Regions from separate parts of the Homo sapiens genome. Here region 2 is linked to region 1. The links are chromatin loops, found by intact Hi-C in ENCODE. Cell type or tissue: PC-9. All regions are shown on one strand.

What was found. A loop is a pair of places that touch in the nucleus more often than their neighbours do. Peaks named below come from ENCODE experiments on the same cell type or tissue, not always from the same donor. Only the 100,000 strongest peaks of a DNase experiment are listed, where the experiment ranks them.
Region 2: a loop joins it to region 1, with 10 times the contacts of the local background. A loop is called at or near these places in 2 of 110 quality-filtered maps.

The regions. Positions count from the first base shown.
Region 1 is chr11:34,681,557-34,689,556 of GRCh38, reverse strand. It overlaps the pseudogene NDUFB8P3. Among named protein-coding and RNA genes, the nearest start is that of EHF, 64 kb to the right of the region's middle. RefSeq lists enhancers at 3,998-4,167, 3,638-4,837. In PC-9, no CTCF peak of the experiment used is centred here; a DNase peak (open chromatin) is centred at 4,086; H3K27ac peaks cover 4,773 bases.
Region 2 is chr11:34,616,665-34,624,664 of GRCh38, reverse strand. It overlaps EHF (ETS homologous factor), which reads right to left and starts at 3,572. Exons shown (of 9, transcript NM_012153.6): 1 at 3,437-3,572. RefSeq lists a cis regulatory region at 5,272-5,671. In PC-9, a CTCF peak has its summit at 372; DNase peaks (open chromatin) are centred at 414, 3,744 and 5,264; H3K4me3 peaks cover 4,844 bases; H3K27ac peaks cover 5,377 bases.

The DNA of each region.
Region 1 (8,000 bases):
GGAACTGGTACCATTCCTTCTGAAACTATTCCAATCAATAGAAAAAGAGGGAATCCTCCCTAACTCATTTTATGAGGCCAGCATCATTCTGATACCAAAGCCGGGCAGAGACACAACAAAAAAAAGAGAATTTTAGACCAATATCCTTGATGAACATTGATGCAAAAATCCTCAATAAAATACTGGCAAAATGAATCCACCAGCACATCAAAAAGCTTATCCATCATGATCAAGTGGGCTTCATCCCTGGGATGCAAGGCTGGTTCAATATATGCAAATCAATAAATGTAATCCAGCATATAAACAGAGCCAAAGACAAAAACCACATAATTATCTCAATAGATGCAGAAAAAGCCTTTGACAAAATTCAACAACCCTTCATGCTAAAAACTCTCAATAAATTAGGTATTGATGGGACGTATTTCAAAATAATAAGAGCTATCTATGACAAACCCACAGCCAATATCATACTGAATGGGCAAAAACTGGAAGCATTCCCTTTGAAAACTGGCACAAGACAGGGATGCCCTCTCTCACCACTCCTATTCAACATAGTGTTGGAAGTTCTGGCCAGGGCAATTAGGCAGGAGAAGGAAATAAAGGGTATTCGATTAGGAAAAGAGGAAGTCAAATTGTCCCTGTTTGCAGATGACATGATTGTATATCTAGAAAACCCCACTGTCTCAGCCCAAAATCTCCTTCAGCTGATAAGCAACTTCAGCAAAGTCTCAGAAAACAAAATCAATGGACAAAAATCACAAGCATTCTTATACACCAGCAACAGAGAAACAGAGAGCCAAATCATGAGTGAACTCCCATTCACAACTGCTTCAAAGAGAATAAAATACCTAGGAATCCAATTTACAAGGGATGTGAAGGACCTCTTCAAGGAGAACTACAAACCACTGCTCAAGGAAATAAAAGAGGATACAAACAAATGGAAGAACATTCCATGCTCATGGGTAGGAAGAATCAATATCGTGAAAATGGCCATACTGCCCAAGGTAATTTACAGATTCAATGCCATCCCCATCAAGTTACCAATGCCTTTCTTCACAGAATTGGAAAAAACTACTTTAAAGTTCATATGGAACCAAAAAAGAGCCCGCATCGCCAAGTCAATCCTAAGCCAAAAGAACAAAGCTGGAGGCATCACGCTACCTGACTTCAAACTATACTACAAGGCTACAGTAAACAAAACAGCATGGTACTGGTACCAAAACAGAGATATAGACCAATGGAACAGAACAGAGCCCTCAGAAATAATGCCGCATATCTACAACTATCTGATCTTTGACAAACCTGAGAAAAGCAAGCAATGGGGAAAGGATTCCCTATTTAATAAATGGTGCTGGGAAAACTGGCTAGCCATATGTAGAAAGCTGAAACTGGATCCCTTCCTTACACCTTATACAAAAATCAATTCAAGATGGATTAAAGACTTAAACGTTAGACCTAAAACCATAAAAACTCTAGAAGAAAACCTAGGCATTGCCATTCAGGACATAGGCATGGGCAAGGACTTCATGTCTGAAACACCAAAAGCAATGGCAACAAAAGACAAAATTGACAAATGGGATCTAGTTAAACTAAAGAGCTTCTGCACAGCAAAACAAACTACCATCAGAGTGAACAGGCAACCTACAAAATGGGAGAAAATTTTCGCAACCTACTCATCTGACAAAGGGCTAATATCCAGAATCTACAATGAACTCAAACAAATTTACAAGAAAAAAACAAACAACCCCATCAAAAAGTGGGCAAAGGACATGAACAGACACTTCTCAAAAGAAGACATTTATGCAGCCAAAAAACACATGAAAAAATGCTCATCATCACTGGCCATCAGAGAAACGCAAATCAAAACCACAATGAGATACCATCTCACACCAGTTAGAATGGCAATCATTAAAAAGTCAGGAAACAACAGGTGCTGGAGAGGATGTGGAGAAATAGGAACACTTTTACACTGTTGGTGGGACTGTAAACTAGTTCAACCATTGTGGAAGTCAGTGTGGCGATTCCTCAGGGATCTAGAACTAGAAATACCATTTGACCCAGCCATCCCATTACTGGGTATATACCCAAAGGACTATAAATCATGCTGCTGTAAAGACACATGGACACATATGTTTATTGTGGCATTATTCACAATAGCAAAGACTTGGAACCAACCCAAATGTCCAACAATGATAGACTGGATTAAGAAAATGTGGCACATATACACCATGGAATACTATGCAGCCATAAAAAATGATGAGTTCATGTCCTTTGTAGGGACATGGATGAAATTGGAAAACATCATTCTCAGTAAACTATCGCCAAGAACAAAAAATCAAACACCGCATATTCTCACTCATAGGTGGGAATTGAACAATGAGATCACATGGACACAGGAAGGGGAATATCACACTCTGGGGACTGTTGTGGGGTGGGGGGAGGGGGGAGGGATAGCATTGGGAGATATACCTAATGCTAGATGACGAGTTAGTGGGTGCAGTGCACCAGCATGGCACATGTATACATATGTAACTAACCTGCACAATGTGCACATGTACCCTAAAACTTAAAGTATAATTAAAAAAAAAAAAAGACTACAGATTGGGGCAGTGTACACCGCTCGGATGATGGGCGCATCAAAATCTCACAAATCACCACTAAAGAGCTTACTCATGTAACTAAACACCACCTGTTCACCAATAACCTATGGAAATAAAAAATTTAAATAAATACATTAAACTTCCAAACACCCCATCTCCAAATACGATCACATTAAGGGTTAAAGCTTCAACATACGAAACTGGGTAGGGAACTGGGTAGGGAGTGGGGCACAGAATTCAGTTTATAGCATCCCCCAGGTCAGAAATAAATAAATAAATATAAACAGGCAATTCACAGGAAAGAAAACCTGAGAAGACAATAAATATATGAAAATGTGCTCAAACTCATTAATATCTGCAGAATGCAAATTATAACACTAATGAGAAAACATTTCACATCCATCAAATTTATGAAAATTCAAAAGTTTGGCAATGCCAAGTGTTGGTAAGGATATGCTGGTAGGAGGGTAAATTAATACTATTACTTTGAAAAACAATTTGGCATTATCTAGGAACTCTGAAGATGCTCATACTCTCTCCAAAATAGTGTTTTAGAGAAACTCTAACTCTTGTGCATGAGGAAACATGTGTAATAATGTCCATTGCAGCTGTTTTCCTGGGAGCAAACATTTGGAAATGATTTAAATATCTATCAATAGAAATGAATAAATTTCAATATATTTTCTGGAATGGAATATGTTTAATGGAACACTTAAAATAAATGTGGAAAACTTCAAATTGAGAGAACAACAAATACTAATATTGATAAAACACACACTGCAGAATGATACAGACATAGGACCATTCAGATAAAATCTTAAAATGTGCAAAATTTTGCTATTTACAGTTTAGGGATGCATACATAGATAGTAAAAGTATAAAATAAGCATGAGTACTCAGAAGAGAAGCAGAAGAATAGGACCGGCGCAATGGTACCCTGTGGTCTCCAATTGTATCTTTCATTGTAACTCTGTTTCCCAAAAAGAAAGAAAAACTCTATATATTTTCTATGTTTGAAATATTTCACAATTATTTTAAAATCTAAAAGGAAAACTAAAATTAAAGTTTTAACAGATTTCTTTTCCTTTTTCATCGTTGTGGTTGTTCAGAAAGGCCAATTCATTTTTTTCTGAATATAAAATAATTAGGCTTTCTTTTTATCTGAATATTGTGTGACTGTGTGTGTGTGTGTGTGTGTGTGTGTGTGTGTGGTGTAGCACTTAATTCTTTAGTAATAACAATGAAAGTTAGCGTAATTGGAAAATTTGTTTCTCCATCAATCATTTAGAATGTTTGGTGGAAAAGTGATTTTTCTGGACTATGCAGATAACTATCTCATCAAGGCCTTGACATGTGTGGACATGACCTCACCCATGGTGGTTTCCAGGATTTGGATGGGAACCAGTTTCCGCCTATTTCACCACCTCAGGAGAAATGCGAGGTATTCTTCCCGGGGGCACCCAGTCAGCGCTGCATCTACCCGAGAGTCCCTGCCCAGCCATGCAATCATTTCTGAAACTAATGAGATCAGCAGCTTTTCACGAAACCATGAGTCATACCTATTGGTGAGGCTTTCCAGGCTTGAGGAGTGCCTTGAAGTGCCGGCTTCACCAGATGTTCTGGCATCACCAATCCTTCCCCTAATTCTGAGTGCCACATCTGACCCACTGCCAACGGTCACAAGGTCGCCAGCGGCCAAAAATCACCTTGGGCTTCAGGTAAGGACCTGTAAAATCAAGGCAATACCAACTAAAATTCCAGCTGGATTGTTTTCAAGGAACTTGATCATCTAAAATTTATATTGGTTCACAAATTACCAAGACAACATTAACTTTAAGACATATTAGAGACTGATAATGAAAACAGTGTGGTAATGTTTCAAAAACAAATTAGCCAACAGAAGAGAAAAAATTAGTGTCGGACAAATAGATAATAGATTACGCATTCATTGAGAGACACTTTGTTTAATAAATATTGAGAAACTAGAAAACTGAAATTAATGAAATCCTCATTGAACTCCTTAAACAAGGATAGATTCTAGATTAATTAAAGGCCTAAATGTGAGCTATAAAACTAAAATAATTAGAAGAAAATGTAGAATATTTTTGTGACCTAGGGGCTTGTGGCAGGGAAAGAGAGAGCATCAATAAAACTTCCAGAGCACAAACCCAATGGCAATGAAAAAAAACCCTTGAAAGATTTGACTATAACAAAACTGTGGATTTTTGTTCATTGAAGGACATCATGAAAAAAAAATAGGGGAATGACAGTATTTAAAAGGAAAGTGAGAGAGCACCTCAGAAGATATTTGTAATCTCTAAAACCAATATCTAAAATATTCAAACAAATTCAATAAATTTCCCCAAATACAATAGCCCCAATAAGAAAATAGAGGGTATGAAAAGACAATTTGAAGAAGAGGAAACACAGAAGATTACTTAGTATATTAAAGTCATTCAAAATTACTAGTAGTCAGAGGAAAGCTGTTTTTAAATGTAATGTTTTCAATTGATAAATAAAAAGTATATATATGTATGGTGTACAAAATGATGTTTTGAAATATGTATAGATTTGTGGAATGGCTAAACTCAGCTAGTTACCATATATTAGCTCCACATACCATTTTTTGTGGTAAGAACACTTAAAATCCACTCTCTTAGCAATTTTCAAGTACACAATACATTGTTATTAACTATAGTCACCGTGTTTAGAGAAAAGTAATTTAAAACAAGGAGATATCACTTTCTACCTTCTGAACCAACAACAATCCCAAGCTGGACAGTGGAAGTGTTGATGAGGATGAGATGCCACAAGAAAGTTCATTACTGTGGGTGGGAGTTAGGACCCAAAGATTCCAGGTGTACATCCCAACGAATTCTTTACCCAACCCCACAGGAGACCATGTACAACAAACACATTAAACAGAATGGTCACCCATGGTAAGAGGCATGGAAACTGGAGTGAGTAGGAAAATAAAAGACAGTACATAAACATGTAAAATTTAAAAAGAAATGCTTCAGGGCCTAATAATAATTATGTTTCATAAATTGTGGAGTGTGATCACCTCTGCAGCTGAGAATATTCTTGCCCTGTAAGTGCTCATTATCTCATGGAGAAAAATATACTACACATGTCAAATAAATTTTATATATATATATTATATATATATATATATCTCATATATATAAGGAATTATGGTGTCTGGTAAAGAGATGTCCAATATACAGATGTTTGTAGTAAGCCAGGCAAACTGTGATAAAAAAGCCATAACACAGAGTGTATTACAACATAATGTAGAGTGACCAACATCTACTTTTGCAAAGACTGAACTCATTATAATTCTTCCTCTGGGGGTATGTTAATGGCACAGTTTACACAATGGAAAAATCTAGGCATAAATTGTCTGAGACAATGCATCCTAGATGCATCTGTACAGATTTATGGAAATGCATTAAGAGTACCTAGTTTTTTGCAATTTTCATCAGCAAATTGAACCACACATTGATAATGAGAGATAGCACTTTGAACACATCGCCTATTGTCTGTAATATCAATAAAACATTTGTTATATATATTTTTCTATGTTTCTAGCCTTTATGAACACCCTGTAGAAGAGCACAGTACCCAGAGAAAATAAATAATTCCTATGTTCTTTTTCCCTCCATCTCTAGAGTTTCTCACCCACCATGTTTTAATGCTTGCTCCTACCTTATTTATATAGTGAATATATTGAAATAAAAGAAATGCCACGAATAGGAGAACAATCAAGCCCATCATTTTTCCCACTTGAAAGAAAATTATATGGTCATTAAAAATAACATTAAAGTAGAAGAAGACTGAGAGCACTAAGGAGGAGATGAGGCATCTTGGCCAGGAATACAGACAGATTTAAGAGCAGAGCTCAGGTTTTCCCTGGTGAGTCATTTGGTTGGTATCCTCAATGCTTTATCCCAACTGCATACCTCTACCAATCCTTTGGGAATTCCAAATGGCCATTGACAATAGCAGGTCACGCATGGAGAAAAAAAAGAAAATAAAATATGTTTTCAAAACTGATTGGGTAAAGGCATAGAGATTTGTAGAGGTATAAAAAGTAATCCTAGATTAATACAACTAAGTTTCATTTATGCTAAGGTGCCATTAATTGTAAGATCCTCCATATTTCATGTATCATTAAGTAAGAAAAAACACTTTCAATTAAACTATCACATAATATCATCCTTGAAAAAATAGTAATACATGTTTAGCAGCCTGGCAAGCCTGGATTTACATCCCAACTGTTCCACTTTTAGCTGTGTGGCTGTGAACAAATGAACTAACTTTTCTAAGCCTCAGTGTTAGCCTTTGTAATATAAAAACAGTAATAGTACCTACTAATTTATGTGGAGATTAAATGGGATAGTGGATCTCATATAGTGTTTAGCATGGTGTCTAGCACATACTGATTATCAATACTTAAAATATATTAGCTATTTTAATATTAAAGTTTATAGTAATATGCAAAGTGCTTAGGGTATAATGATAATGAAAAGACAGGATACAAAATTATGCTGTAATTTAATCTCAACTACGTTTTAAAAAAGTAATGCATAGAACAAGGGCTGGAAAGAAATATACAAAATTGTTAGCACATATGTTAAGACATAAAATATATACTTGAGAGGTAAAACTATCGATATTTTTCTATTTTATATTTATTTTTTTCTCGTTTCCTAACTTCTCTATAATATTAATTTTAATGAGAAATATGTATTTTTATGACTTACTCCTAGATCCTTCTTTTATACCCAAATACCACTATTGAATGAGTAAACTAATGCACCCCACTGTAAGGTAAATAAATGTGCCTGTAAAACATCCATCCTACCACTTCTCATTCCAGCCCAAGGACAGATCTCTCTCACAGAGTCCTACCTGAGAGTCCCTCTCAACACATTAGTTTAGCTCTTTCCTTCTTTTGAAATAGTATGATGGGTGAAGCCTATCCCTGATCACATCAGTTATTTTTTCCCAGGATATTTACATGTTAATAATGATCAAAACTTTAAGCAAAAGACAAAAAACTCAAGGTAGAATTCTAAGTGGCCCATATTTGGGAAAGGAGATTTAGAAGGAGAGGTTTTTCAATCCCAACAACTTCATTTTCCTTTACCAAAAGATTGTAAGATTAATGACAGGGTACCATGTCTTAAGCTTATGGTGAAAGTCCAGATTTTCCTAAATAGTCAATAATGTTAAATACTCTACCGCTTGTGCTGGTCAGGAAACATGTTCCAACCTTGGTTTTGCCTCCAGGCTCCCTGAACTCATCTCTTTTTATATTCCAGGCACCTGGCTCTCAACACACTCTAAATCAATTGATTGTCAAATGATTGATTGCTCCTAGCCCAAAAGAGACTT
Region 2 (8,000 bases), 65 kb after region 1:
CATTTGGCTTGAAACTATGTCCCACCCTAAGAATAGCTGTGGTGAGGAGCCATTCTCCTCACTGCACTGTTTGTTTCCTGCACAGCTTAGTAGCTTGGCCCTTTGAAACCCCGTTCAATTTAAGTAAACACGTTTTTAATAACAGCAAGATTGTTTGCTCTTTAGAACAAATCTATTATTTTAAAATCATATTCTTAAAAATTAGATATGAAAAATGTCAAATAAAGTTAATTATCTATGCCCTCCTTTCAGTTATAGAGCAAGAGATTTAAGAGAACCTGGGCAAGGTGTGGCTGCCCTCCTGCCTCTGTCTTCAGATGGCAATCCCCGCCGCAGACCCGGCTTACCCAAGCTGAAAGCCACAGCGCCGCGTTCGGTTTCCCAGTAACAAAGGCAGGGTGAGAATGTGGTCTCTAGACACCCAGGCTGCAGTGGAGCCAATGCCTCCCAACCAGGGCCCCACCCACAACAGAAATGAGTGTCACGTCAACTCTACCAGAGAGCGATCTTAACAAGAGAAATGGGCTGAAACGGCAGCAAAATGGTATCCCTGAAAATCAGGTTCAAGCTTTAGATTGAGTTCCTTAAAACCACAACATTGCTTCTCAAGTGTGTTAGCAGATTCTGCCACGGGATTCTTGCTCACCACCCCACCCCTAACCCAGAGGTCTTCGTAAATCACATCTGTATGAAAGGGCATAGAGATGACTCCATATGGAGGAAGGGAGAAAAGACAATAACTTCTCAATAATTTGTACAAGCTTCTATGTCTGTGTTTGATACTGTGACATGAAGCAGGGGTCTTGCCCTGGGCTTTCAGAAAAGCAAGATGGTCTAACGATCACAACCCAGTGCTCAAATCCCCAAATTTGTGGAGATTGGGTGGGTCGGGGGCATGGGAAAGATATAGAGGAAATAAAATATCGCAAGATTCCAGAAAGCGAAATTCTACTTCCTCAGAAGTGAACTTTGGCCAAAAGCACTCACGTTCTGACCTGAGACCCGATAGGAGCTCCTTCCAGTTTCCAATTCGCTAATTGAATGCAACCTAGTAAACCTTTTAACCTCTCAGTTTCCATTTTGTCTCATACCTTCAAGGAGTCAGAAAGATATTGAAAGAAGATCAGGGTAAAGTTGGTCAATTAATGGGAGCATTTAGGGTACCCATAAACATGGAATCGCGAGTGGGAATGTAGGGCTTTCCTGACGTCCACAAAGGCCAAAGATACTTCCACTGGGAGATCACGATAGACTAATAGATTAAAAATGAAAACAATATGGCTGGGCACGGTGGCTGAAGCCTATAATCCCAGCACTTTGGGAGGCTGAGGCAGGTGGATCACCTGAGGTCAGGAGTTCAAAACCAGCCTGGCTGACATGGTAAAACCCCGTCTCTACTAAAAATACAAAACTTAACTGGGCATAGTGGCGAGCACATGTAATCCCAGCTACTCGGGGGGCTGAGTTGGGAGAATCACTTGAACCTGGGAGGCGGAGGTTGCAGTCAGCCAAGATCATGCCACTGCACTCCAGGCTGGGCGACGGAGACTTCATCTCAAAAAAAAACCAAAAAGGATTGTTTGAATTGAACAAATAGGTGCTTTTTAACCAAAAAAATAACAAATACAATTGAATTTGAGCCTTTTCATAACAAACGAGGCCTGAATCAAACACGTCACCCTACCCACACTACCTTGAGAGGTCTTGATGAAGGCTACCATCTTGCGCGGTCATGTAAGAGAACTTACAGCACAGCTGTTCCCTCAAAGTGACTTTCATTTAAAATGCCTCTGTAAAATATTTTGGAAACACGGTGAAGTATTGTCTCCATTACATTTATTATTTTTTCAAGTTCAACTACAGACCTCCAAATGACTCCCAATTCACATTCCATCATGGTTTTTAAATACCATTAGCCATTTGTGTGAAAATGGTGTTGTCTACATGACTCCATATTATAAGAAGATGGAATTGGTGAGTTATTTCATCATCCCAGAATTTTAGGTCACAAAAAGAGGAAAAGTGGATCCTCTGCAAACTTCAAATGCAGCTATTAAAGTCATCCTTAAAATCTCTTAAGAGCCTTTTCTGATAGTATCTCCTAGCCATGAAATTCTTCCTAATAACGTATCTTCTTCTTTTCTGTTAGAAATAAATTTTTCCCCTGACCCCAGTGGAATTAACACACAGTCACACAGAATCTCTAATTGCCCTTTTACACATTGAAAGACTATCAACACATCTTTACCTCCATGGCTGCAGAACCAACTCCTGAATTAGACTTCCATCAGTAAGTTCTTGGAATCCATTCACTCACTTTCTCCCTGTTACCAAGGTGAGTGCAGATAACCAGCAGAGACACCTGTGAACTTGAACCCAGAAGCATACACTCTCCATCTTAAAAACACACACTCCCACCATCCTGGGAGCATGGTAAATCAGCAAAGATGGACGGTGAAAATGTCGCTTTCTCACCTCAGCCTGATATTTACCAACAAGAAGTTAATTTCCCACTGTTCCCAGATCAGTCCACATTGGGGCTAACACTTCTCCACAATGTCCAAGCAAAATCAAAAGAATCCCTGTCTCAGAAGGCATTTGTTGCTGCTGAGTCACAACTGCCTGTCTGATCATAGTCTCCCAAAATGGAGTAAACAAAGGGTTAGTTTGTCCCCTTGTTACACAGTGAAGCCCTTTGCCAAAACTGATTGTTGTATTTTCTGGACAAAATGGAGTAAACAAAGGGTTAGTTTGTAAACAAAGGGTTAGCTTGTCCCCTTGTTATACAGTGAAGCCCTTTGCCAAAATTGATTTTTGTTTTTTCTGAATTTTTGTTTTTGTAGATATTCAGCTCTCCCCAATACCTCTGCCTGCCTTGGCTGCCTGGCCACTTTTTCCAGTGTGATTGTGTATGTTCTTGCCTATTTCTAGCCATTTTCCAGTCCTGGAACATATTAAAAACAAATTGGCCTTTCCATGTAGCTCATAAGTCAGAAAAATTACCAGCAGAAGACATCTCTAGAAAGCGAGACCGTGTACTCTGAGCCCTAACAGCTACTTAGCCAACCACTTCTTCTCTGAGCTATATCAGAGCCACCTATCTCTAGCTGCCTATTTGTTCCAGAAGAATTCAACCCAGGGGAATGGTTTTGCCACCCAGGCATAGGGAAACGAGGGGGCTTTTAAATTCACAGAGATTAGAAGTCCAGACAATGCAGGAAATTCACAGATAATATCCAAAGTAGCCAACCTGCCCTCCAAAATAAAATTCTGATTTGACCCAGTGAGGTAAGCCCAGGTAAGGTGAGCTTCACTTCCTGCCAGCCGTCTCCAAGAGTCTGTTCTAGTTTCATCTGTCCAGTTTAAAGCAGGCTTCTCTTTCCACTCAAGTGTTTGGATTCCAGATTCAAAAGAAGTTTTAAAAATCAGGACTTACCTCATTTACCTAAAGATTCTGGGTGGGAAATCCAATAGCTGTGGCTGTTGGAGGGGAGGCAGCAGGCTGCAATCTCACCAGCTCCTATAGGGATGGGGCACCACGGGTGTTATCAAGTCTGAGCCCTCATCAGAGTGAAGATAAATGCATATAACAATAATTTTAAATCATTTTGTAGGATGTTAAGCAATAAGCCACCAACCGGGAATTCCCTAAGTCACTTCCCCCTCTTCTGATTGGCTACCCAGCCCTTTAAAAAAATAAAATAAAGGATTACAAACACTGGCTCATTTGCATTTGGCCAACTCACACGTTAGTGTTCAAACAAAACAGGTCTAACCAGGTAATGCCTGTGTCTCAAGAACAGAGAGACAACCTGTTAATGGATGAGGAATTGATTTGGTGGTGACTGTTCTTTTCAGCTCAGAGGCTGTTTCAGGTGAAAAGCACCCTGCTCACCAAAGACACCATCGGGAAGAGGGAATGTAAAAGCAAAGTGAGTAGAAGTCCAAATCTGGAGGAGATGATGGTATGGAGGGGCCCTCTTGAGCACCTGTCTCATTTATTAGTCTGTATTTAGTCCACCCTGCTTTGGCATCAAGATCTTTTCCCTAGCTCTATAAGTACCAGGCTCTGAAGGGGCTCCCAGCAAGTTCCCTCTCCAGGCACCATGACTGCCTTCTTGACAGAGACTCTTGGCAATTCAATGGACTTTGAAAAGCCTATCTCCCCTGGCCCCAGGTAAGAGCCTTGAGAGGTTTGAAAGGGAAGGTCCTGGGAGGGAGGGTACCTTATGAGGAGATGCTTAGGTCAAGCAGTCAACTCTCAAATATGCAAGAGCTGATTATCCGGTTGGTGGATTATCTAGGTTCTTCACTTCCTCTTGACACTTACATGATCTTTTTTAAAAGGTTTATTGACACTCCCTATAAGAGTTAGAGATGAGAAGACCAAAATGCTGAAACTGGAAATAAAAAAGCACAGTTTGGACAAGAAGAAGGTGGAATATTAGGGAGGATCTACGGATTCAAATACCCAGGCAACCTCTATTCCCTTGGGCCAAGGGACATATGGGGAGTTACCTGTACCTGCTTCACTGGGTCACAAATGTACCTTCTCCCATACGGGTGAATGACTGCTCCTAGCAAAGAAAAATACCATCCCCCAACCATTAACTTTCTCTGTTGAACCTTCCAGGACACTGGCCTGGCATGAGCAAAGTGTCTAAGCAGATTTCTTTGACTCAACGGGCCTCCCTTTTGTGGGAGAGGGAAGGGAAGTTGAGATTTGGCAGAGATAAAGATTTTGTGATCAAAACCAAGAAGTTACTTGTGTTAAAAAGAAAAAAAAAGGTCTGCTTATGGTCAAAGGCTGACTGAATAGAATAAAAACTGGTTATTATATTAAGGGGGAACAGTGAGTGTGCAGTAGTATTAGTCTTTTCTTACTTATTTTTTCTAGTTTCTACACAAATTCAGAGGTTTCTGAAAGTGTAAAAGACTCAGTGGGAAAACAAGGGTGGACTTGGGAAGGTCTTGGAAGCTGGGCAGGTCTTGAAGAAGGGCTTGAGGCTTTGGTCAGTGCAGTTTAGGGGAGTTCTAATAAATCCCTCTGCCTCCCTAACCTGCCCCAGACATTCCCACCCTTCCCAACTGTTCAACCCTGTGAACTTGCCAAGGGCCCTGTGAAAATGCAAATGTAAACCCCGCCCCATATACACACTGATAAAAACAACAAATTTCATTATTTCCCATTATCACATTAGCCCCAATTAGTCTATCAGTTCCAGATCTGAGAGCAGGGCCCTGAGGGAATGGCCTGCTGGAGTTTTGCTTGAGAGACAAATCAGGCACAACCTGAAGTAACTACATTCCACCCACTGCAGGGCATTTGTGTGTAGTGATGGTGAAGGGGGGTGGGTGGCGGGGCACTCATGAGAAAAGGGAAGCATTATTGCTAGAGCCCGTGGGACTCCAGGGAAACAAACTTGGCCTTCTTTACACCATTGCCTGAGATTAACCTGAGACAGCAGGGTGGGAGTAGAAGGGCTAGGGTTGTGTGGTCAAGAGATAGTGAACTTCAAATGCAACCACAAAAGTGATGTGGCTCTCTGACCCAGTCCCAATCACCTTTAATTATAGGCCCTGTAATTTATAGCTGAAGAATTCTGGTTAAATCTCCATTTCTTTATCCACTTGTATTTAGTCCATTTTAGATTGGAGGGCTATTGAGACGAGTCATATTGGGGTAGTGATGGTGGGAGGGGAGGGAAAGATGTCACCTCATACTCACAAGCCACTTTATTTGTGGAGGTTTTTTTGTAAATAAAGTACCTAAAAGTGTGCCTGCTACTTGCTGGGTACTTATTAAGTATTGATTCTTCTTTTTACTTGGGTCTTAGTTGAACCTTCCAGAAGAAAAACAAAAATGAAAACAATACCCCTCACCCCCAACCTAAAAAAAAAAACACAAAAAAGCTAGAATTGCAGGTATATTGCATCCATACGGAAAGTCCTTTGGAGTTTGAGGTCTTTCACCCTACTGCCAACTTCAACAAGACAGTACTGGCGATAGATAGATAGATGATAGATAGATAGATAGATAGATAGATAGATAGATAGATAGATAGATAGATGATAGATAGATAATGATGGGATGAGATGGATGTCTCAAGGCCTTCTACTACAAGTCTCAGATATATCAAGTATGTCCTTTATGGATAAGAAGTTTAAAGTGTAATCACAAAATCATCAAACACAGCAGATCCTTAATATGGACACATTGTAAGTTCTCAAGGAGGACTCTGGCAAGAGAGACCTCCAGCACTTGTTCTGTGCTCCTGAATTCTCTGGGGGGCTGATAAAGACATAGCAAAATGAACAGAGTGATAAACAAAGCTGATTGTCTTTATTCTGTGGATGGGAAGAATCAAGAGAGAGAGGCCAAGCAGCTTGCCCTCAAATCAACTGAAACAAACTCTAGAAACCCAATTACTCTGCATAGAAATCTTCCTGGTTGTCCCTACAGGTCAAGGCCCTATCACCCTCTCCAACCTGTGCACAGACACAGAGCCCTTGAGTTGAGTCCTGTGCTGGTCCCCACAGAGGAAAAGGGGAACAGAGCAAAGCAAACCAGGTTGTGTGTGGTGGCCTGGAGACCCGGAGGTCAGTCGGGTTGTCTCCTAGAAGATCCATACTGTAAAACCAAAAACCCTAGGGATCTTAATTCCCAAATCAAGGCCAGGACAAAGAATCTCTTTAAGCCAAGTATCAAGCATTAAGGAATCTGAGTCTTAACACCAACACAGGCTGTGGCTACAAGATTAATGGAAGCTGTGTGCTTGCTTTGCAAGAAAGAGGATGCTCACACACTTTACACAATACCTTTTAACTAGAGGGCCTATATTTATTTTTGAAAGCAAGTGTGTGTTTGTATATATTTCTGTCTATCATCTCCTCCTAATGACGTGGTGTTACCTCCAGGGCAGAACACGGCATCTATTTAGTGAAAGCCGTACAAGAATATTAATGTAAGACCAATGGGAAGAAGAAACTCCTTCTGGTCTTGTGAAACTTATGGGGAGGGGGAATTAAATCGAGCAGAATATGATCATTTATTATACTGGTTACAGTCAAATAAGCAACAGAATTAATAAGTATCATTTTGCTTCTTAATGCTACTCCCCTCTAAAGGTCACATTTCCCAAATCTTTTGGTTTTGGATTAGATGAGGTTCCTGGGGATCTTCATTATCCTCTAAGGACAAGCTTTACGGTCTCTGAAGGGGGCACCTGAGTTCTGTTTGGGAGGTCACACGTTGACAGTTGTTCTAACAGGTTGATGTGACACACACCAGCAATGCCTCCTGACATTATGTCTGTGTGCCTGCATTCTGAGCAAATCCTGGCCCAATGGCATGTGCCACTGGCGTGCCAAGGTGGGGGCCACTTTGGTGCTGGAGGAGGGGAGAGTGGCTCACTCTTCCTGAGAAGAATGACCCACTGTGTACACACACACGTGCATGCCCACACACATACACACACAAAACTCAGGCATCTGAACATGTTGCTAAACTTACCCAAGCACCAAGGATGAATTTTCTGGACTCCTCCTCCATATTTTAATTAATATCAAGACGCCTCTATTCTTGCCTAAACTAATTTGCCCCTGCCCTGTTCCTTTGGTCTCGCCTGTATTTTATCAATCTCTTTCTGGCCTTATCTTTCCCCACAAATAGCTTTACACTGTTCCCTGACTTCAAGCCAACCTCACTGCTACGATAAGCATTTTGGTTCTTGAATCCAACTGTCTTAGTTTCTTCACAGTATTTCCATCAGGGTCTTCAAGAAGGCTCATTTCTCAGTCTCAGAAAGGGAGGGAAAATCATGAAAAAGGTGGCCATTTTCAGGCAACCTTCCTGTGGCCAGAATTTCTTCTTTTTTGTATGAGGAAGATTTCTTTATAAGTATAGCACTTAGGATTTTTTTTTGTTTTTCCAGGTATTATTCTTTTTATATTGACAAATAAAATTTGTATATATTTATGGAATAAAACATGACATTCTG